3 separate regions of the Homo sapiens genome follow, and regions 2 and 3 are each linked to region 1. The links are chromatin loops, found by intact Hi-C in ENCODE. Cell type or tissue: mammary epithelial cell. All regions are shown on one strand. Region 1 overlaps CLYBL (citramalyl-CoA lyase). Region 2 has its middle 8.7 kb from the start of LNCARGI. Region 3 has its middle 44 kb from the start of LINC00554.

Region 1 (8,000 bases):
ACTCTAAATGCATCCCTGCATTGAACACAATACAGAGATTGTGTTCTCAACAGGTCAAAGGACCAATGAGCAAACGCTGGTACAAGGCTTGGGGACTTGGGGCAACAGAGTCCATGAAAGCATCAATCACCACACGTTTTTAAAAGTGGAAACCGAGGCAGTTACCCTGAAGGATGACCGACAGAGGAATAATATTTGGCTACCACTGTTCAATTGCCTTTCCCAAACACAATGCTTTGCTTGTTTCTCCGGCTTCCTGCAATCTTTCATGTTTTAGATACACACATTTCAATCCAAGTATTTCAGTTGCCATAACAACTTCATAAATTTGTTCTCAGATGTCCTTTTTAATCACATCATTTAAAACAAGCTGGATGTGTCGCTGGAGTGCCTCAATTTATTCCATTCGCACCTAGCTCCTAAGGAGTCTGGTATTTGTTTCTTTTTCTCTAAGAAGCTCAAACACCTGAAAATAACATCGCTATCTCCTCTCTGTCTCCACAGGCAAGGGAAGTTTTTTTAAAAATGCGTGTGTGGCCTTATTATTAAGTTTTTTAAATCCAGGTGATATTATGCCCAGAAATCGCCCCCTGGTTCACAGAAGAGAGACTGCTAACGCCACCCAGGTCTGTACAGGAGGCCCCTGCCCAGAGAATGCTGCTTTATTTCCACATATCAATTATTTATGCCGCCAAACAGGTTTTTGATAGAATCCTAGTGGTTTTAATTGGCTTCTGGTGACTATTACTATATAATACCTTTAAAATATCATCTACCTTATGATGGGAAAATAAAACTATGCCAATATGTAAGTTTCAACGGCATGCATTAATTTTTAAACTACTCCCGGATGTTTTAGGATTTCCTGCCAATAAAGAATAGGGCATAGTATTCCTGGCATCATTAAATAAATGACTTTTGCCAACATCAACAAGCAAACAATAGAAAACAGGACTCCACCAACAAATGAAAAGGGGGTGTCAAAAAATTCAAGCCTGGCTTTTTGCATATGTAGTGAAACTGAAGGCACTTCCCCAGCAAGTATTGAAATGCACAGATAAGAACACAAAAGGCCTTGAAGTGGTTTGAAGGGTCGCAATTTGCTATTAAACACAGCAGATGGAAACCTGTGAAAGCCCACTTAACGGAACTTTTGAATGCTCCTGTGTGAAATCAAGAGTCATGCACAAGTTAGGGCAATCACTGATTCTACAGTTTTTTAAATTGCACTCTCAGTTTGTTAGAGGAGAAATACACACACACACGCATATATATACATATATATATATACACACACACACACATAGCTTAGAGGATGATTTAGAAGAGGAATACTAATCCCCTCTCTGTCAGAAATTAAAATGCAAGGGTGAATAGCATGCAACTAAGTACCAGCAAAGAGTAAATATTGGTTATGTTTAGGAAAGAGCATAAAAACAGATGTGATATAAAGTTAGACCTTTCACTTCAAAAAATACTAAGCAACTAGTTCTTTGCCCCTGGGGGAAAAATCTCTTTTAATTATGTAAAAAGTGAAGAGACGGTAGTAGGATTCTTTACCTTTGAATACTAAATTAGGAAACAGCAGCATCAAAGGCAGGCTTGATCTGTTTTGCCTGAAAAATTAATAGGCTTTACAAGTCCTTTGCAATGGAGTCTAGGATTGCATAAAAAAAGAGGCTCTGGTGACACCAACAGTCCCAGGAACAAAATGCAGCTGTGGAGGCGGGTTGGGGGTTGGGAGAGGGTTTTTGTTGTTTGGTTTTGGGGGATTTTTTTTACTTTTCTTTAATCAAAATGGATAAACCCGGCTGCCGAAACTCCGCAGAGAACCTGCTCTGCCCGAGGCTTCCTCCCCACCCCACCTCCTTGTTCCTGTCCACACCCCGCCCCGCTGCCTGTGGCCGAGGCCTGTCGCCGGGCTGGAGGGCCTAGCTACCCCAACTCCGCGGTTTCAAAGCGCAGAGAGTTGAAAGGAGGGGAGGCCGGCGTGGGGGAGAGGGACACAGGAGGAAAGGCCTCAGTCAGAGTCCCCGGCAGCCTCGGGGTTTCGCGATGGTTCCCTCCTGGTCCCTCCTGGAAGTGGGAGGCGGACCCTGCGCTTTGCAGCAGAAACTTTCTGGGAGCCTGGAAGACTTGTCACCCAGTCCGCGGTCTCTCCAGCAGTGGGAGGAGCGCTGAAGGTGGTGATTACTATCGACAAACCTAAAATTCTTTCTCTTGAGAGCTCCCACACTATTCACCCCGAGTGGGCCTGCGGATGAAGCTGCTGGTGCCAAAAAGGGTAGGAGGGGGCGCCATGGCAGTCCCCTGCCGGCGGCCCCTTATGAAACCGGGCCGGTTGCTCTGCAGAGCGCACGCAGGCGGCCTTCTGCTCGCACATCGAACTGGCATCCTCGTCTTTTGTCCATGACGTCCCTGTGCCCCACTGCTGCAGCCGAGAGGGACCGCGGCACCAGCGGGCAGGGAGGGCTGGCGCGCCCCGCCAGGTCAATAGCAGGAAACTCCGAAGGCAGGGCGAGGAAGGCACGGGCTTGGGTTCTGCCCCGGACTGCGAGGAAACATGGAGACTCAGGGCGAGCAGCTCCTAAGGAAGCCGACTTGGCTTCTGTTCCTGGGAAAAGCGGATCAAGAAACTCGCTGAAGACCACTATTTACAGATGAGCCACAGCAGAGCTGCTTAATTCACTCAATAACAAACCTTAATTGCTCAAAACAAAGCAGCTAAGTCTCTTTAGAGTGCTTCAAAGGCCCTTCACATTGTAACTTGCAGTATAAAATGTATGCAATATTTCCAAAAAAGAAAAAAAATTCAGAATCAAGGATAAAGTTAGAACTTTACCTTAATCTTCTTTTAAAGAGTTTTTTTCCCCATCTCCCCCTCTAATTAGGTCAAAATTTAGATGTTATTATGATCTAACTACAATCTGTTTATTTTACTGCCTTTTTAAAAGAAAAGAGACATTTGTGCCTTAATCCTAAAAAGCCCCAAATCTGAATTTAAAAGAATAACATTATTGGACAATTATATGGAAAGTCAAGAAAGATTTTTGAAAGAACTATCAAAAGACAATATTTATATAGAATTCAAGCATTAGCGGTGAGCCTGACACAGCAAAACCATTGTATTTTCCACTAGTTTTGTTTTGCTCTATACAGCTGTGTTTTCACAGATGCAAAGCCATGTGTCTCCACCAAAAGGTTTAGCCCTCCCTTCAGATGTGAATGCGGATCAAAGGTTCAAACGCAGAAATACAAGATCCTTTTCCCTTTGGAACATGTTTTTATTTTTCTGCAGTGGCTGCAAACCAGAATTTCCATCTGTTGTCCTTCTGCAGTATACAGGTTAACCTTAACAGTGGGGCTCGGAGCACTGTTATCTCAGCTAAGAAGTGCACAGATGAAGCACGTCTGCATGTACCATCAGAGCAGCTCCCCAAGATGTCCACGCAGCTAAGACAGAATTGAACCAGGCAGGAGCAGAATCCATTTTAGTTGACATATAGAAATTAATTTTCATTTCTGTGCAACATCAGAACGGATGATGAATTTAAGATGGGGTTTTGCTTTCACACCACATGCACCTTGGTAAAGATAACATCAACCATGATTTCCTGTCTGTCCCTCCTCCTTCCTAGAGCCAGCAGTATGCAATAAGACATTTTGCATTTGAATCTCAGCTTGCTGAAAATTCTCTAACAACAGAAAATGATTTGATAAAACAACTCATTAATTTTAAGTATCTTACAATTTACCAACCCATAATTTTGAATGGAAATTTTAAAAAAATTTGTTACCTATTAATCCTTTTAATAACTCATCCTCTCAATTTCCATTTCTTTATCAAACATACCCTCAGAGTGACTGAGAGAGAAACAGGTTTCTCTATTACCTACTCTAAACATGGATTTACTGCCATGTAAACATTGGCTTAGGAGAACAGTAAAAATGCGGCAATGCAGCTAACAAGGTGGGAGGCTTTGAAGGTATTTCTGCCAGGTTTTTAAGGTCACTAAATGTTAAGAGAAAAATGAACTAGAGAGGAACATATATATATACCTATCTGTAGACGATCAAGAGAGGTTAGAGGGACAAATGGCGGGATGACAGATACAAAGCTTTGGCTAGTTCATGGGGAGATTTTACAGAAGCCCAAAGTGGAAAGTGCCGTGGACCCGACTGAACACCAATGTGTGAGTGCCATCTAGTGGTCTGCCTAGAACTGCACCCTGGTCTACTCCCTGACAAACACGCCACCCTAAGGTCTGGGGGTTCTCCACCCCATTTCTCCACCGCATCCTGGCTCATTCTATCACTCCCAACCCTTCTATCCGATTACTGTACCTTTTCTGCTCTAATTACAAATAAACTAAAAAGCCAAAAAGCCTCAGAAAACAAAGCAGGAAGAGTGATAATCTCAAAGGTGGGGGTGGGTCTGGAAAAAAGGAAAGTGGCCTCACAGGTCTCCCCGCGAGACTGTCACAGAGCTGTGCAGGAAGGCTTAAAAGGGCTGGCTCCAAGACAATAAGGAATCGTCTTGACCGCACCTGCGAACCAGACTAAATGAAAAGTGCGCCCTGCCGCCTACACATGCCCTCTCTGTCCTCAGTATGTTAACCTTTCTGGGGGGAAATAATTAACTCGATGACTGGGCAATGGTTCACTCATCAATATCTCTTCCTAGGTGCTCTGTAAAGAGTCAAGTCCAATGTGACGTAGGTGGAGCTAGTGTTCATGATGTCAGGCCATCCCTGCCATCTGACTCACGGGCACCCAGACAGGGCCACGTCATCAGCTGACACCAGGTCCCACAAGCAAGGCCCACACAGCTTCCCAGGCTTCAAATACTTGCTCTGATTGTCAGCTTCATGGCAGATCAAGCCACCAATGTGTTATTTAGTGGGATGAAAGAGGACGCCACCCCAGGCTCTGCCAAGCACACCCCCTAGTAGCGCCCCTCCAGCCACCAAGGTGGCAACACAGCCTGGGAGAAAGGCCAGAGCCCACTGACTTGCATTTCTGTCCCAGCAACTAGAGGTTGCTGAGCTGTCTTCATTCCATGAGTCACACCTTTGCATGTGGGCACGTGAAAGAGCATACATCATCTTGCCAGTAACGAAATGCAACACCAGGCCAGGCGCAGTGGCTCACGCCTATAATCCCAGCACTTTGGGAGGCCGAGGCAGACAGATCATCTGAGGTCAGGAGTTCAAGACCAGCCTGGCCAACATGGTAAAACCCCGTCTCTACTAAAAATACAAAAATTAGCCGGGCATGATGGCAGGTGCCTGTAATCCCAGCTACTTGGGAGGTTGAGGCAGGAGAATCACTTGAACCTAGGAAGCAGAGATTGCAGTGAGCCGAGATCACGCCACTGCACTCCACCCTGGATGACACAGCAAGACTCCGTCTAAAAAAAAAAAAAAGAAAGAAATGCAACACCATAGTGCTGGGCCATCACTCCCATGGGTTCTTAGGCCTGGTGGGGAAGGGGGTTCTTCTTCTGATAGATCAGCCACTGCACAGAAAGAATGGACTTCGGAGCGCGATCTCGGCTCACTGCAACCTCTGCCTCCCGGGTTCAAGCAATTCTCCTGCCTCAGCCTCCCTAGTAGCTGGGACTACAGGCGCCCGCCACCATGCCCAGCTAATTTTTTGTATTTTTAGTAGAGACAGGGTTTCACCGTGTTAGCCAGGATGGTCTAGATCTCCTGACCTCGTGATCAGCCCGCCTCAGCCTCCCAGAGTGTTGGGATTACAGGCGTGAGCCACGGCATCCGGCCTGACATTTTAGTTTTGTTAAAATGCTACTGAATCTAAAGACTGTGACTTACCTTTCATCTGGCACATTACTGGCTTTGAGGTTGGAGGCTATGTGCTCTGCCCACCTTCATTTTCACCCAATACCCTGTACACAACAATCAAGTAATATGTAGATGATGGGATTGCTTTGGAGACCTTGATAGTGAGTGAAACTATGGTGAAATGGAAGCAGCATAATATGCTGGGAAAGAGAAGACTTGGGAGAAGAAGATTTGGGTTGGAGCAGCCCACCCTACCGCACTGGGGCTTGGGATGAGGGTACGGAGGAGGACACGAGCCCCAGCCAGCCCCTCCTCTTTGCCCCATATGTGTGGGACATGCCAGCCTGCACATCCAAGCTCCTGGCCTCACTCCCCACTGCCAGCCCAGCCTCAGCTACCCCTCAGGTCTGGGGTGCAAATGCTGCTACTCCACTCTCTAGGATGGACCCAGGGAGAGGTCCATGGATGCCCAGCTAAGGAAAACATTTCCCAGCCTCTCCTGCATCTGAGTGTATTCATGGGTCAAAGTTCTGATTGATGGGATGTGGTCAGGGTGAGCAGAAATATAGTGTCCCCATAAAGGAAGGCATGTGTCCCCCTACCCCACGTGGTGGGAGCAAACCAAGCAGCCGCCTTGGGGAAGATGTGTGCCATGTGCTGAGGTTGGCAGAACCATAGCTAAAGGAGCCTGAGACCTCACTGAGCCATCGTTATCAGCCCTGCACCACCTAACCATGTTTCAAGTGAGGGGGGAAGAAATTATCCTTGATAAAGTCATTGTATTTGAAGATCTTTTGGCCATAACACCCAAATCTGTATCCTCACTTATATCCTAGTTATGGATGAGTTGAATGAAAATGGGCATGTCCAGCCCATCATACCCAGCATATCACCCTTGAATCAATTGAAATTTGAGCAGGAGAAGGAACAAGTGAACCAAAACCACACTGTCAGCGTCCTGGGAGATCTGGACAATTATGAGACTCAAAAGTGGAGGAGAAGGTTAATAACTGGCCAGGATGAAAAAAAAAGAAAAAGCTAGAGAACAAATGAGAAGCCAAGAAAAGGAGAAAAAAGTCCCAGTAGCTTCTCATGTGGTGTGTCTGAATTTCCAAACAGATGCACGTAATTAAGTAGGTTTATTTAAACATGAAAGATCACTATTTCTTTGGATCATCATAAGGCTGGTGAACAAGCACCATGATCTTTGGATGAGTAGAGGGAGGCAGAGACCCCTGCCAGGAGTTACAGGTGAGTTGCTAGGAATGGAGGTCTGGAACCTAAGTGTGCTGGGTGCTCCCCCTTATATACAGGACTTTTTTTTTTTTGGCCGGTCCTCCTTGTCCCCAGGCTAACAGCCTCATGACACAGATTCCTTAGCAGTGGCCTGCTGCTTATTCCTGCTCTTTAAAAAATAGTACATCCATCATGATACTCCCATTCTGAAACATCCACAGGTGCTCCTAGTGCTTAGAAAACAACATCTGAAGTCTTTGCCTAGAATTCAAGGCTGTCTACAACTGGACCCAAACACCCTTCCAACCTCACTCTCCACCACTCCCCTCTACAAACCCTTGCCCTTCAGATTGGCTTGTCTTTTCCCAACAAACAGTATACATTCCTGCCTCCTGTGATTTTCCTCAGGTAGCCCCACCTCCCCCAGGGCCATGCCCTGCTACCACACACGTGCAAAGCCCACTTGTCGTCATGGGAGTGTTATTTACCGCCACCAGCTCATCTGCTTTTAGGGTGTGTCTCCCCAGCTCATGACTGCAACTCTTCCCAACTTTGTGTCAGTCATACAAGGTGGCCAGCACAGCCCTTCCACTTGGGAGAAGGGCATCCATTGTTTTGATTTGATTGATTCTTAAGAAGCAATAAGCTTCAGTAGCATCCTCACCTCCGACACCCAGGCGAGAGCCTGCCTGTTATGTGGAGGCCTCTGAGTGGCTTCTCCCTGAGTATGGAGGTGAAAGAGGCCACGACACCACTTGCCATTTGGGTAGCATTGCTGGAACATTCGGGACCCTTTCGCACCTCATCCATCCATGGCTACTCTGGATCCTGCACCCACAGGTCCTACTTTTGGCAAATCAATGCTGGCTAGCAGGGGCTATAGTGTTATCCCTTCCCAGGATATCTGCTTTTTATTTTTTTAATTGAGATAGGGTCTCACTATATTGCCCAGGCTGGTCT
Region 2 (8,000 bases), 220 kb after region 1:
TGGCACGCTAGCTGCATACGGGGTCCCACCCGCGTTTCTGTTAGGCTCTCTTCTTGGTGTTTCTGTAAAACAAAGACCATCTCTGAGAGGGAAGGGATCATAAAACAAGAGTTCTCATGCCAAGAAAAAATCACCAGAGTCACAATCCCCAAAAACTAGTTCATACAAATAATTTTCTCCTGCTAATCTGAATTTGCGAAGGAAGGAATAAAGAGAAAATTTTACCTTCCATTCTCAACCGGGCACTGCAAGCAGAGATCTGGGAGAGCTGGCCTTGGTTAAAAAAACTTTTAAAGAGTCTTAGATTTTCCTTGCCGGCATTCTGTCAATTGTCCCAGCATGGCGTCTGCAGGCTCTGCGGTGGAGTCAGGTGTCTCAGGCACCCCAGGGTTGGTGGCAGAAACGGTAGGGATGGAAAAGTGTGATCCCTTTTTCCCCATCATAAGGATCACAGACAACACGGCTCTAACAAGGCAGGTTACCCAGAGAAAAGCATAACAACTTCATTATGCACGTATTTATTTTTTTAATTTATTATTATTATTATTATTATTATTATTATTTGAGACGGAGTCTTGCTCTGTCTCCCAGGCTGGAGTGCAGTGGCACGATCTCGGCTCACTGCAAGCTCCGCCTCCCGGGTTCACGCCATTCTCCTGCCTCAGCCTCCCGAGTAGCTGGGACTACAGGCGCCCGCCACCACGCCTGGCTAGTTTTTTTGTATTTTTAGTAGAGACGGGGTTTCACCGTGTTAGCCAGGATGGTCTCGATTTCCTGACCCTGTGATCCTCCCGCCTAGGCCTCCCAAAGTGCTGGGATTACAGGCGTGAGCCACTGCGCCCGGCCTGTATTTATTGTTTAAAAAAGTAGAGATGGTGTTTCGCCCATGTTGCCCAGGCTGGTCTTGAACTCCTGGGCTCAAGCGATCCACCTGCCTTGGCCTCCCAAAGTGCTGGGATTACAGGTGTGAGCCACTGTGCCCGGCCACAAGTTTATGTAATCAAAGTTTTACGTGACACAGAGCCTTCAGCAAGGAAGTTCTAAGACCAGGGAATACTGTTTTGATGCTTAAATTCAATGAAGAGTGAACAGCCATGCAGAAATGGGAGTGGACGAAAGGGTGTGATCTAACGGCGAGAGACTGCGTGCGGAACCCAGCAGGGTCTGTCTTCCAGATACTTCTCGGCCTCTCTGTGCAACATTCCTTCCTCCTGGGTGTGGGCAGAACCTCTCTGGAATGAGGGTCTTCCAGAGAGAAGGGAGAGCGATCTTTCTAGCTTCCACGGCTTGCTTTTTATTTTTAGGAGAGGAGCTCTAGTTTCTATGGCTGCCTTGGGGAAGAGGAACTCTGGTTTCTAGGGCTTGTCTGGGGGTGATGGGGGCGGGTGGCAGGTCAGGAAGGCAGGAGAAGGTCAGAGAGACGTTGCTTCTGAGGCTTCTTCTGAGGCCTTCCAATCTGCTTTAGCTCACGGTTCTCGGCCTGCCAAAGCGCCATACTTTGGCGCATCGTTTTCTGAGCCCCAACACCAATATCATTTAGGATTTACATTAGGATTTGAAGTCGTATCCATTAAAACCAAAATTATGCCATCCAGTTCGGTGAGGAGGGAGCCCTGCTCTATGTAGAGTTTCGGGGTTTGGGGACGATTTCTCCCCTATATCCTGACCGCAGGGATAGCCGGGGGCTGGGACGCACTTCTGCGATGCTTAGGAAACTTTGCTGTTAATTCAGAGGCCTCGCCCAGCATGCTGAATGCCAGAATTAGGTGGGGCTCCCCCTAGGAGTGCCTGGTCCTCCTTCTCCAATCTTGTTCTTCCAGACAGAAAGCTGCGAATTTGCTGTCTCTGGAGGGCCGTGGGTTCTGGGATAGATGATGGGAGAAAGAGAAGGGGAAAAAAATGTCCTGCCTTCGAACTGGCCTCCAGGTCAAAATCGCTGCATACCATAAGCAGGTGAATAGCTCAGCAAGTCAGTTCTTTGGGATAACTGAGCAAATATCAAAGCCATCAGACTCTCAGAAAACGCTATTTGAAAGGTTTTGTTTTGTTTTTTTTTGTTTTAAAAGAAAAAAAGGGCTGCAGTACATTGCATACACTAAGGGCGTCTCTGGAGAATGTTCTATTTGGGCTCGACAGGAACCTAGAAGGTCCTTCTCTCCTGCAGGGCACCCACACTGCCATCATCACTATGGATGCACACTAGTGCGTATTTTGTGTACATCTGTAACATGCTCAGGCTATTCTTTTATTATTATTATTATTTTATTTATTTATTTATTTTTTGAGACAGAGTTTCACTCTTGTCGCCCAGACTGGAGTGCAATGGCGCCATCTTGGCTCACTGCAACCTCTGCCTCCCAGGTTCAAGCGATTCTCCCGTCTCAGCCTCCCAAGTAGCTGGGATTACAGGCGCCCGCCAGCATGACCGACTAATTTTTGTATTTTTAGTAGAGACGGGGTTTCACCATATTGGCCAGGCTGGTCTCCGACTCCTGACCTCAAATGATCCATCCGCCTTGGCCTCCCAAAGTGCTGGGATTACAAGCGTGAGCCACCGCGACCGGTCTATTCTTTATTTTAATTTCCATTTTATGCTCGTTTCGTATTTTCATTAAGACGTGGGAATTACAAAGTAGTTCCAGCTATGGGCTACAGTTTAAAAATAACTTCAACACCAACTGTTCATGTCAGCATTTTTTAATGGTATGAAAAAAGATATAAATGTATTTATTACCACTGAATTGCACACTTAAAAGTGGTAAAGACGGTAAATTATGTATGTATATTTTACCTCGATAAAAAAAAAATAAGGAAAAAATGGTATGGAAAATTTAAGTTAACAAACAAATAGGAAGGCAGGCCTGAAAGTATTTCCATATTCTGATCACATAATATTCTAAAGACAATATGAATTTAAAGCACATTTCTGTATCTGCAATATAGGGAAATACAGTAAAATGATCAGTGTTAATTTCTGGGAAACTTTGCCTAGGTGCTCTAGTGCCCTCTTCTGGATATGTTGGAGTACTGCATCTCAGGCCGAACTTAATGGAACCCCTTTGGCATTCTGGTGAAGCCTGCAGACCTCCTCCCGGAATTATGCTTTAAAATGCATAAGATAAAGAGAATCATAAGGAAAATCATTATATTGAATAAAGTTATGAAAATATCAAAATATTTAAAAACAAATTTATAAGTTATTTATTACCCAATTAAGTTAAAATATTTCGCTTTGGGTCTAATAACCACTATAATTTCAAAGTAGTGATGAGCTTAAACAACATTTGCAGATATCTGCAGCAACCATAATCTTGCATGAAAACATCCGTGATTTCTATTGGTGATAAACTTATACTCAGTGTGTCTGTGGGTTCCCTAGGGTTGCCTAAAAAGTTCCACAAACTAGGTGGCTTAACATAATAGAAGTGTATGGTCTGACCGTTCTGGAGGCTGGAAGTCTAAGTACAACATGTCAGCAGGACCATGCTTCCTCTGCAGCCTGCAGAAGAGGAGGCTTTCTTGCCTCTTCCAGCTTGCGGCGGCCCCAGGCATTCCTTGGCTTGTGGCGGCAACCCTCCAATCTCTGCCTCCGTCTTTCTATGGCCGTCTTCACTCTGTGTCTCTCTCTTCTTATGAGGACACCAGCAGTAATAGCATATAAATTAATATCACAAAAATGTAATATAATAATATAATTCAGGACACCCTGAATTGTATCCCTGGAGCATAGATTAAGATCCTCTAGAAGTTATTTTAAGTTAATAAGTATTTCTCATGTTCATACTCTGTCCCCAGGAGAATCTCAAGGAATGTGAAGACATGAAAGATGCGCTTCCTTTCTTGGTAGAAGTTTTCTGTCAAAGTAGGATGAGATTTATACATGCAAAACAACCAAGAACACTACCCAGCAGTGTGAGACTTTGTGGCATGAATTTCAGTGTTTCATCCCTCCAGAGGCCCAGAGAAGGGAGAGACTGTGTGGATGGGAGCAGTGGGGCACGTTTTAGGAAGGCCGGGGGGCTTGGTTTGGGTTTAGGATGCTGGGAGGATGGGTCCCATCAGGACATATGTCAGGTGGTGGAAACAGCATGAGCCAAAATATTAATAAAATCTCAGAGAACGCAAGTTAAGCACCACAAAAAGATTTAACTCATGCAAAAATGAAACTTGGGAAAGTGTACCACATTTAAAATCAATGGATTGATCTAATCTCCAGAAATAAATAAGAAAACGACCTTGCATAATCAATTATGCTATTACAATTAACTATACACAAAATGAGAGAAGAAACATTTTAAATGCTTAAACATTGTGTAATTTCTACTTCATTCTACAAATATTCCAGCAAAGGCTTAATTTCCCTAGTAGATAAGGAGCTCTAGATACAAACCAATAAGAAAAAAAGAACAACAACAAAATGGTCAAAGGAAATGACCTACCTACTCACAGATACAAGGTACAAAAGGGTCTTAAACATATAAAGAGATGTGCAATCTTACTCATAAGAAAAGTACAAATTAAAATTATACTCATGTCATTTTTATCTATTAGATTGGCAAAGATTAAAACATTTGATAATATACTCTGTTGGCAACTCTTATTTCTTGCAGGGGGAGGGTGTAAATTGGTATAACCTCTTTGGCAGTCATTCTGGCAATATTTATCAAAATTGCAAATACACATACCTTTTGAAACCTTTTGAAAATCCACTTCTTTTTGTTGCAGATACCCTTGCATGAATGAATATTATTTTGAAAAGGTAATTAATTGCTCTTTGGCTTGCAAAAGGCTGGAAACAAAATGTCCACATAGCACAGCTATACAGTGAAACAATAGGCAACTGTAAAAGAAAAAAAGAATAAAGGAATTCCTTTAAAACACTACTGTAGGTGGGGGAAAAATATGTTCCTTCTACCCTTCTAGGTTCTCAGCTGGGGCCCTTGTAACAAAAGACAGATGAACAAGAGAAAAGAATACAAATTTATTTAAATGTTACCTGACATGGGAGCCTTCATAAGGAAATAGGGACCTGAAGAAATGCTTAAACCTGAGTGTTTCTAGCCTTGATTTGATAGAATGCTGAGTCATAGAAAAATGTGGTAGGACAGAAAAGGTATGAGCTAAGAGTAGTAAACTGGGGGAAAGTTAGCAAGGTCTGTGCATTCAGATTGTTCCTGGGGTCCCCCTGTCTCCCTCTCACATGAGGGTCTCCTGACCTGCTTCAGGGGAAAGTCAGGGAACCCTTTCTCTACTTACCAGTTCTCAAATTCCTTCAGCTTAAAATATTCACTATGCCAAGGTACATGTTTTGGGGTAGCATCCTGAATGCCCCTCCCTCCTACGGAATGATTTCTAAGCTATCAAGAATGAAAAAAGCAGCGGTGCGTGCACGTTTTTGCTCATAGATGCAGAAGATATCCTGCGAGGATACACGTGATGCTGGTGACACTGGTTGCCACTACCAAGACCTGGGGGAGGGGCGTGCATCCTTCTGCACCTTCCGAATTTTGGACGACATCAATGCATAACCATATGCAGTAAGCTGATCACAATTTGGTAGTACTTTTGAATTACGAATGCTGTTACTAGCTTGTCTTTGATACATTTATCCATTCAGCCAGTGGTTACGTAGCCAGCACAGAACAGGGGTCGATCCAGCACCATCACGGAAGGGCTGCTCTGGTCCGAAGTCTTCAGAGCTTCCGGTGTCCCAGAGTGGAGAATCTCGCACCATAAACCCTCCTCTGTCTAATATTCACTGACTTTCAACAGCAGTGTGTTACGATGCTATGAAAGTCTGTCTTTCTGCCCCTCGTGTCTTCAAATCCCCACTTCCCATAAGCAGGGGACTAAGAAACTAAGGGGTTGCCAGTGTAAAGAAGCGCTACCCTGTAGCACTGTAGAAGGACGGTGGGCACTGGGAGCCACTGATGTCCCCGATACGATGGAGCACGGGCAGATTTGCCCTTTGGGGACAAGATTTGACGACCAGGCAGGCACCTGCTGCAATTATTCCAGTAACGTCAAAGGTGAGTGAAAAGCAAACCCGTGTAGAAGAAGCTGTAGCAGCTGTCAATCCCAGGTTATCTTAATTATGCCTCCCTGGACAGAACTGGTAAGTGGTAACTGGCTCTCTCCTGCAGAAATGAATCAAGCCAGTGCCACACTTGAGTAGGTGCACTTGAGTAGGAACATTTGCGCAGTCCTTCACATTGCAGAGACTTGCTTGCATGGTTATCATGCCAGTTCTGCTGTTTTGGCCAAAGGTGCACAGTTCTGTCCCACTTTGTCCTGTCAAAAGCCTCTTGTCCTCGTGCTGTCAGCCTCACCTCTGATTCCAGCCCTGGGGAGGGTGAACAGCTCCAACAAGTCTCAGCTCAAGCGAGCGCAGCTTGTCTGTTGCGTCCCACACGTGGTAGGCTGAAAAATGGCTCCCCAAAGGTAAGTCCACATCATAGTCCATGGATCCTGTAAATGTGGCCTTATTTCGGGAAAAGGTCTTTGCAGATGTGACTAAGGACCTTTGGATGAGGAGAGCGTCCCGTCTTATTGCCAGATAAGCCCTGGATGTCATCACAAGAGTTGTTTTAAGAGAGAGGCAGAGGAAGATGTGAGGACACACAGAGGAGAAGGTGATGTGAAGATGAGGTAGAGGTCAGAGTGACAAGCCCACGTGGCCACAAGCTTAGCTGGAGGAGGTCAGGAAGGATCCTCCCCTAGAGCCCTTGGAAGAGGGCAACAAGTATCTGCAATAAATATGGGAATGCAGGTATCTTTTCAAGATACTGATTTTGTTGTCCTTGGATATATACCTAGTAGTGAGATTGCCAGATCATATCCATTCTATTTTTCATTTTTTGGGAACCTCCATACTGCTTTCCATTATGGCTGTACAAATTTACGTTTCCACCAAGAGTGTGCAAGGGTTCCCTTTTTGTCCACATCCTCACCAACACATCTTTCATCTCTTTGGTAATAGCCTTTCTAACAGGTGTGAGGTGGTGCTCCCTGTGGCTTTAATTTGCATTGCTCTAATGATTAGTGATGTTGAACAATTTTTCATAGACCTGTTGGCCATTTGTATGCTTTCTTTTGATAAATGTTTATTCAGGTCCTTGGCCCATTTTTCAAATCATATTATTTCTTTTCTTACTATTGAGTTGTTTGGGTTCCGAATATATTTTGGATGTTAACCCCTTATCAGATGCATGGGTTTACAATATTTTTTCCTATTCTGTAGGCTATCTCTTCTCTCTGTTGTTTCCTTTCCTCCACAGAAGCCTTTTAATTGGATGCAGTTTTGTTTATCTATTTCCACTGTTGTTTCCTGTGCTTTTGGGGTTATATCCAAGAAATCATTGCCCAGACTAACATCATAAAGATTTCCCCCTATATTTTCTTCTAGTACTTTTACAGCTTCCAGGTCTTATGTTTCAGTCTTTAATCCATTTTGAGTTGATTTTTGTATATGGTGTGAGATAAGAGGCATTTCATTCTTCTGCATGTGGATATTAAGGGAATTTTTATAAATGGAAGATTAAAGGACTAGCCAACCAGAAGTGTGATTATGATCACTATTAACTGGACAAAGTGACACCTATGACTTTATTCTTTTCCCATATTCTAGACTAGGGTTTATTACACCAAGGCCCATTAAAAATGCTTGGCAGAGTGGAGGGAGGAAGGTGGTGCCTTGTCACATGTCCTTCGGGAATTAAATTTGGTGATGTTTTCAAGTCCATGATAATCTTAAAAAATGAGTAGGTCTTTTTTTGGACCAACTGGATGGTGCGTTCTAGGGAAGCACGATGCTTGCAGGGTCAGGCCCGTGTTGTGTTGATGGTGGGATGTGCCTGCCGATCTCCTGCCCTTGCAGGGTTTTATTTTTAATGCAGTTTCTCAAACTGAAGTCTCCTTTTATTTTTTTATTTTTATTTTTTTTAATTCACAAGAAAGTATTTTCTTTCAAAGGGGCCTGCATGGATCTTGCGTTTAAGACA
Region 3 (8,000 bases), 390 kb before region 1:
GAACAACAAACATTAAACATGTAAGGTTTACCTGTAAGAGGAGAAGTACAATTGGGTGGATGGATACAGATGTGAGGAGATTTCTCATAATGCATACTTTTCATATCATTTTTATTTTGGGTCATGTAATGCACTATGAATAAATTCTTCAAACAAGTAAATAAATACAATTTATCCAGATATGTTTTTACTCTGCCCCTCAATGAATACTCAAGGAGTGGCATGACTTTTCAGATCATTCTTACGTGATTAAAAGTCTCGTAGTTAGTTTGATTCACAAACGTAGTCTCAATTTCATTTTAAATAAAAATGTTTGATCCCATAAAATAATGCGCTGCAAAGTTAATTGAAGGTAGATCTTGTCCTCTCCCACGGATGGGGTCTGCAGTGGGGTAAGCCCGTTAGTGCCAGAAGGGAACACGGTCCTTTCTCCCCTCAAGCTGCTACCCTGCCTACTGTGATTTTACTAACCTCTCTTTCTGACCTGGCCTTCTCCACACAGAGGAGGACAGCAATGTTCTTATTCTACCCATAAGGTCATGAGATGGTTTCATGCTTTCTGGGCTTGCAGAAATTGAAAGCTGACTCTTTCTCTTTTGGAGTCCTTTATAGCAGAGGTCCCCAACCCCTGGGTGGCAGACTGCTCTCTGTCAGTGGCCCGTTAGGAACCAGGCCACACAGCAGGAGGTGAGCAGAAGGCAGGAGAGCATTACCTCCTGAGCTTCACCTTCTGTCAGATCAGCAGCAGCATTAGATTCTCATAGGAGTGCAAACACTATTGTGACCTACACATGTGAGTGATCTAGGTTGTGTGCTACCTATGAGAATCTAATGCCTGACGATCTGCGGTGGAACAGTTTCATCCTGAAATCATCCCCCCACCCCTCACCCACCCCATCCATGGAAAAATCGTCTCCAAAAAGGTTGGAGACCACTGCTTTATAGGTTCTTAGGAGATGTCTCCCACAAATCATCGTCAGACTCTCACCTGCAGTTCCCTTGAACAGAAAAAAATGCACTCTATTTCAAGGACCTTATTCATTCCTAACCACTAGGAATTCAGTGAGTTTCTGCCAGCTTCTCCCCTGCTAGGCCTGTTCACCCTTTCAGTGGCCTTTGAGTCAGATTATGAAATGGCCCGAAACAGGCTGTCTTTTCATGGGACAGATGTTGCACTCCAGCCTAGGTGACATTTTTATTTAAAATGAAATTGAGACTATGTTTGTGATTCAAACCAACTATGGGACTTTTAATTAAGTAAGAATTCCCATGACATCTGGTTCATGGGAAACACTTAAGCACTCGTTGCCTAACAAACTCTGGAATAACAGGCTAATTCCAATCTACTAGTAACTCTCCTCTGTTCCACCTCCAAGCTGCAAGGCAGCCCTTCTCTCTCTTTTTTTTAAGGCAGAGTTTTGCCCTGTCGCCCAGGCTGGAGTGACCTTAGCTCACTGCAACCTCTGCCTCCTGGGTTCAAGTCATTATCCTGCCTCAGCCTCCCGAGTAGCTGGGATTACAAGCAGCCGCTACCACACCTGGCTAACTTTTGTATTTTTAGTAGAGACGAGGTTTCACCATGTTGGCCAGGCTGGTCTCGAACTCCTGACCTCATGATCCACCCACCTTGGCCTCCCAAAGTGCTGGGATTACAGCCTTTCTCTTAATGTCAAGATTTCCTCCATCCTGGCTAACATGGTGAAACCCCGCCTCTACTAAAAAAATACAAAAAATTAGCCAGGCATGGTGGCGGGCACCTGTAGTCCCAGCTACTCGGAGGCTGAGGCAGGAGAACGGCATGAACCCGGGAGGCGGAGCTTGCAGTGAGCCGAGATCACAACACTGCACTCCAGCCTGGGCAACAGAGTGAGACTCCGTCTAAAAAAAAAAAAAAAAAAAAAAAAGATTTCCTGGCCGGGCGCGGTGGCTCACGCTTGTAATCCCAGCACTTTGGGAGGCTGAGGTGGGCGGATCACGAGGTCAGGAGATCGAGACCATCCTGGCTAACACGGTGAAACCCTGTCTCTACTAAAAATACAAAAAAAAATTAGCCGGGCGTGGTGGCGGGCGCCTGTAGTCCCAGCTACTCGGAGAGGCTGAGGCAGGAGAATGGCATAAACCCGGGAGGCGGAGGTTGCAGTGAGCCGAGATCGCGCCACTGCACTCCAGCCTAGGCGACAGAGCGAGACTCTGCCTCAAAAAAAAAAAAAAAAAAAAAAAAAAAAATGTCCCCAGGAGGAATCAGACATTAGTGAACTGTGACCTGATAAATAAATTAAGAGAACACATATTAAGCTTTCCAGTTGGTCTTATTGAAGCCTTTCTCTTTTAACTTCAGATGAGTGGGAAATAAAGTGTCTACTTCTCTACATTAGAGGAGAGTAGGCTTCAAAGCCCATCAGCAGCTCTTGCCAAAGAAAGCCTTGTAAAAAATTCCTCTCTCTTAAGAGTGAAGACACTGCACAACACCTTAGTCAGATTATCAAAATGAATATCAATGATGAGAAACAGACATATTGGTGCACCTAAAAATGTGATACTCTGAGAATATATCATTTATGTAGCATTTTAATTAAGAACACATAACCTGAATATTATCATGAGAAAACTAAAAATGAGAATCATTCTTGTTAAAAAAGAATCAGATATCATTGTCATAAAGGACAAAGAAAAGCTCAGGAACTGTTCCAGACAAGAGACTAAAGAAACAACAACTAGGCCAGGCACAGTGGCTCAGGCCTATAATCCCACCAATTTGGGAGGCCGAGGTGGGCGGATCACCTGAGGTCAGGAGTTGGAGACCAGCCTGACCAACATGGAGAAACCCCACCTCTACTAAAAATACAAAATTAGCCGGGCATGGTGGCACATGCCTGTAATCCCAGCTACTTGGGAGGCTGAGGCAGGAGAATAGCTTGAACCCAGGAGGCGGAGGTTGCCATGAGCTGAGATCGCGCCATTGCACTCCAGCCTGAGCAACAAGAGCGAAACTCTGTCTCAAAAAAAAAAAAAAAAAGAAAAGAAAAAAGAAACATAACAACTAAATGTGATATGGATACTGCAACCTCTAGTGGAGGACAAAACAAATGCTATAAAGAACATTATTTAGGCAGTTGACAAATTGGAATGTGGATGGTAGATTATTTTTAAAAGTATCGTTTCAATGGGAAATTTCCTGACATTGATAACTGTACTGTGACTTTCTAACAGAATGTCCTTTTTCTTAGGAAATATACAAGGAAGTATCTGGAGGCAAAGGGGCGTGATGTATGTAGTTTATTCTTCAATAGTTTAGAAAAAAATATATATATGTTGACAGAGAAAGAATAAATCCCTAACAATAAGCAAATGAAATAAAATGTTAACAGTAAGTAAATCTGGATAAAAGGTAAATAGGTAAGGCTGGGTGTGGTGGCTCACGCCTGTAATCCCAGCACTTTGGGAGGCCAAGGCGAGCGGATCACGAGGTCAGGAAATTGAGACCATCCTGGCTAACACGGTGAAACCCCACCTCTACTAAAAATACAAAAAATTAGCAGGGTGTGGTGGCCAGTGCCTGTAGTCCCAGCTACTCGGGAGGCTGAGGCAGGAGAATGGTGTGAACCCAGGAGGTGGAGCTTGCAGTGAGCCAAGATCATGCCACTGTACTCCAGCCTGGGCCACAGAGCGAGACTCCATCTCAAAAAACAAAAAACAAAAAAAGGTAAATAGGTATTTCTGATATCATTCTTACAACTTTTCTGTAAGTTTGAAATCATTTCCAAATAAAAATGTTTTTATTTAAAAAAAAGTCTGCTCTCTCTCTCTTATTCAAGAATATGATTCATATGTATCCCTGATAAAGGTAAAGGGACCAAGAGTCATACAATAATAATGTCTTCTATTTAACCATTTCAATATGAAAAAAATTATACACAAATAAAAAAGTGTATATTATGAACACACAGCTTAGAAAATAACAAACACCTGTGTACCGAGGATGTAGCTTAGAGAGAGAACATTATCAATACTTTGACACCCTTCCCCCACATCATGCTTTTTCCCAGTCATCATTCCACCCGAGGTAATTACGATCCTGAATTTTATAATAATTGTTCAATCATTTTCTTCAGGGATTTATGACATATATATGTTGAGCTTAACAATGTATAATTTAAATGTGCCTGTTTTACATTTGATACAAACAGAATATTGTTTACTCTTCTGTGACTTACTTTTTCCATTCAATATTACATTTTTTAGATCATTCTTACTAATGAGAACAGCTAAGGCACATTTATTTTCATTGCTAAAAAACAGATCAATGTATGACTATACTGTTATTTATTTATTTATTTATATTATTTATTTTTTTGAGACGGAGTTTCACTCTTGTGGCCAGGCTGGAGTGCGATGGCATGATCTCAGCTCATGGCAACCTCCGCCTCCTGGGTTCAAGCGATTCTTCTGCCTCAGTCTCCCAAGTAGCTGGGATTACAGTCATGTGCCACCACACCCAGCTAGTTTTATATTTTTAGTAGAGACGGGGTTTCTCCATGTTGGTGAGGCTGGTCTCGAATTCCCAACCTCAGGTGATCCGCCTGCCTCGGCCTCCCAAAGTGCTGGGATTACAGGCATGAGCCACCACGCCCGGTCTGATTATACTGTAATTTATTTATCTAGCTTACTATTGATGAACATTTGTGTTGCTTCTGTGTTTCTGTCCTTATTAAACAATGATAGTATTAACATTCTTGCACTTGTCTCTTGAGGAGAATGAGCCTTCTCTAGGTTATGGAAGTTTCTTCATATTCCTAGCTTATTTAGATTGGGCTTTTTTTTTTTTTACTTATTAAGATGATCATATGGTTTTCAATACTTTATCCTCTTAATCTAGTAAATGGCATATATTATTAATAATGACAATAGAATTGATTTTTGAACATTACACTTTACCTTACATTCGTGGGTTGAGTCCAATTTGGTAATGATGTATTTATCATTCTTATTAATCACTAGATTCAATTTGCTTAGATTTTACTTAGGATTTATGAGTGAGATGACCCTATACATTTCTTTTACTATCTTTGTTAGCTTTTGGTGTTGCTCTAAATGAGTCTCTTTCATAACGAATGAGAATTTCAAAGATAGAGAAAAGTTGCTGACAGTGACAATACAAAGGACTCTAGATATTAGAATAATTATTCTGTCTTCTGATTCTCCTTTCCTAATTCTCTCATCCCATTTATAGAGAATAATATTTTTAAATGATATATACTATGCCACATCTCTTTTTTCAATTTTTTATATTTTATAGAAATTGAGCCAATACAGGAAATAATGTAAATGATGATAAATAGAGTTAAATTATTGAGTTATAATTCCTAAAATTATACTTTGGGCCGGGTGTGGTGGTGGGTGCCTGTAATCCCAGCTACTTAGAAGGCTCAGGCACAAGAATCACTTGAACCCGGGAGGCAGAGGTTGCAGTGAGCCGAGATTGTGCCACTGCACTCCAGCCTGGGCGATAGAGCGAGATTCCATGTTAAAAAAAAAAAAAAATTATACTTTGGAAATAAATCATGTTCTATAATTTCCCACTGAAGGGAGTGGTCTCTTCATACCATGTCATGTCAACAGCTGTTTCAAGTTAGAAAGATATGTTAGTGAAAAAGTATGAAAAATAACTCTTAAAATATTAATAGAGAAAAATAAAAATTGAAGTCACAAACCTGGGTATTTTGCTGCTTCCTCTAAAAATGAAACTGTAGTTGATGAATGCATTCATGTGCTAACTCCCTAGTATACAGAGAAAATTAGACTTGAAGTGATTCCGTCTTTGTTAAATGCAAACAAAATTGTTGACTCAGCTCTCAACAGGAAAGGCAATGTCCTTGTCGTGGGAATTCAAAACATAAAAGGAGCAAATGTTGTACAAGCTATCTAGTGACAATTTGAATGAAAATAAGGTAATTAGGTTCTAATCTTCTAAGCTTAGGCATTTACACGCAAAATAAATGTATAAAGTGTTATATCTTACTATATTTTCTTGAAACTCTAGGACATTATTTTCTGAGACTGCTATTTTAAAAGTTATCAAAGCAATGCTAAGTCTCTTGGAGTTAAAGATATACAGTGTAGTTATTTAGGCATTGGTTCTCACACTCTCGGTCCTTCCACATGTCACATGGCTATACGATATTCCCAAGTCATGGATTTTACTGTTTGATCTCTGATTCAGCTCGAAGATATTTCAGGGCTCCAGAAGCTAGGCAGTTCTCTGAATACACTACGTATACATATGAAGCAGCTCAAATGTACAAGTGCTTCCATCAACAATCACTTCAAAGGTCATTAATAACTTACAGGTGTGAGAGTGGAAATGCCCTCTGCACTCTCCTGCCCCTTCCTGAACTCTGGTCACTCTCTCTGGGCCATTTTTGTAATGGTAAATTCTTAACTTGATATTTATTTTTCCCCATTTTCTCTTCTCTGGCTCTGGGGCTATTAAGATGACATTCCAAAATCTTCTAGGAAACACAAAATCGGACCAAAATGCTTAGATGTGTTAATTCTGTTTTTTAATCCTTTCGTGATGTATTTGTTTATTGACAGTAGAGAAAAGCAATTTAAATCCTTACATCGAGAGGACATATATAAAGGAAATGGAAAAACAGAACAGGTGGGTAGTAAAAATCTGCCTGGTTTGAATTATGGGAAGATTTTGATGGACTCTAACATCTGCTTGGTTTCTACTTCTGAAGATAATTTCTAAAACTTTACTAGCATCTCCAAAAAGGCCAATGAACTGCGTGTGAGAAAGAAGCTTAATCCAATGTCTAGATTAAGGTTTCTCACTAGTGGAACTACTGACATTCTGGGCAGGATAATTATTTGCTGTAGGGGGCTGCCCTGTGTACTGGAGGATGTGTAGCAGCATCCCGGGCCTCTACCCACTAGATACCAGTAGCACCCCTACCTCCAAGTTGTGACAACCAAAAATATCTCCAGACATTGCCAAATGTTCACTGAGGGGTAAAACTACCCCCAGTTGAGAAACACTATCACTGAGGGGCAAAACCTCCCCCAGTTGAGAAGCACTAATCTAGATGGAGGTGTCTTCTGATTTTAAGCCTATAAATATGAATCAACTCCACACCAGGACAAGCCAAATAAGACAGTTAAATGCATGTTTAGGAGCCAGGTGCAGCAGCATGCACCTCTAGTCCCAGCTACTCGGGAGGTTAAGGCAGGAGGATTACTTGAGCCCAGAGTTCAAGGCCAGCCTGGGCAACATAGCAAGACCCCCTTCTCTATTAAATAAATAAATAAACGCATGTTTAATCATTGGGTGAAGGAATATTTGTGCAATGCCAAAGTATCACTCCATAGCTTACCTGTAAGTACAAAGGGAAAATGTACCTTTCTGATAGAATTTGCAATTACTACCTTACTGCAAGTGACCACTTAAGTGATCAAACATAGCATCACTAATAATGGGAAAAAATGACTTTATATATTTAACCTGTGTTTAATCAAGTCTCTAGACTCACAATGAATTTATAGAAGAGAAGGGATACAGCAAGTTAAATAACATCATAATGAAACAGACAAACACAGAATGTAGGACATACTATAAGAAAAGCAGCCTGAACTCTTCAAAAAAGAGTTAATGTAGGGCCGGGTGCAGTGGCTCATGCCTATAATCCCAGCACTTTGGGAGGCCGAGGCGGGCAGATCACGAGGTCAAGAGTTCAAGACCAGTCTGGCCAACATGGTGAAACACTGTCTCTACTAAAAATACAAAAATTAGCTGGGCGTGGTGGCATGCATCTGTAATCCCAGCTACTCAGGAGGCTGAGGCAGGAGAATCGCTTATACCCAGCAGGCGGAGGTTGTGGTGAGCCAAGATCACACCACTGCACTCCAGCCTGGGTGACAGAGCAAGACTCCGTCTAAAAAAAAAAAAAAAAAAGAGTTAATATAATAGAAAATAAAAGGTGAGAGACTATTCTAGATCA

Evidence for each region. Peaks named below come from ENCODE experiments on the same cell type or tissue, not always from the same donor. Only the 100,000 strongest peaks of a DNase experiment are listed, where the experiment ranks them.
Region 2: a loop joins it to region 1, with 13 times the contacts of the local background. A loop is called at or near these places in 13 of 110 quality-filtered maps.
Region 3: it touches region 1 in a loop (8-fold over the local background); 2 of 110 quality-filtered maps call a loop at or near these places.

The regions. Positions count from the first base shown.
Region 1 is chr13:99,652,507-99,660,506 of GRCh38, reverse strand. The region is part of intron 1 of CLYBL (citramalyl-CoA lyase); the gene reads right to left. Among named protein-coding and RNA genes, the nearest start is that of MIR4306, 13 kb to the right of the region's middle. RefSeq lists enhancers at 749-1,264, 2,145-2,194, 2,205-2,294, 4,195-5,394. In mammary epithelial cell, CTCF peaks have their summits at 1,701, 2,322 and 4,208 (motif pointing left); DNase peaks (open chromatin) are centred at 4,786 and 5,056; H3K4me3 peaks cover 885 bases.
Region 2 is chr13:99,437,479-99,445,478 of GRCh38, reverse strand. No RefSeq gene overlaps it. Among named protein-coding and RNA genes, the nearest start is that of LNCARGI, 8.7 kb to the right of the region's middle. In mammary epithelial cell, a CTCF peak has its summit at 3,008 (motif pointing left); no DNase peak of the experiment used is centred here.
Region 3 is chr13:100,038,223-100,046,222 of GRCh38, reverse strand. No RefSeq gene overlaps it. Among named protein-coding and RNA genes, the nearest start is that of LINC00554, 44 kb to the right of the region's middle. In mammary epithelial cell, a CTCF peak has its summit at 3,073 (motif pointing left); no DNase peak of the experiment used is centred here.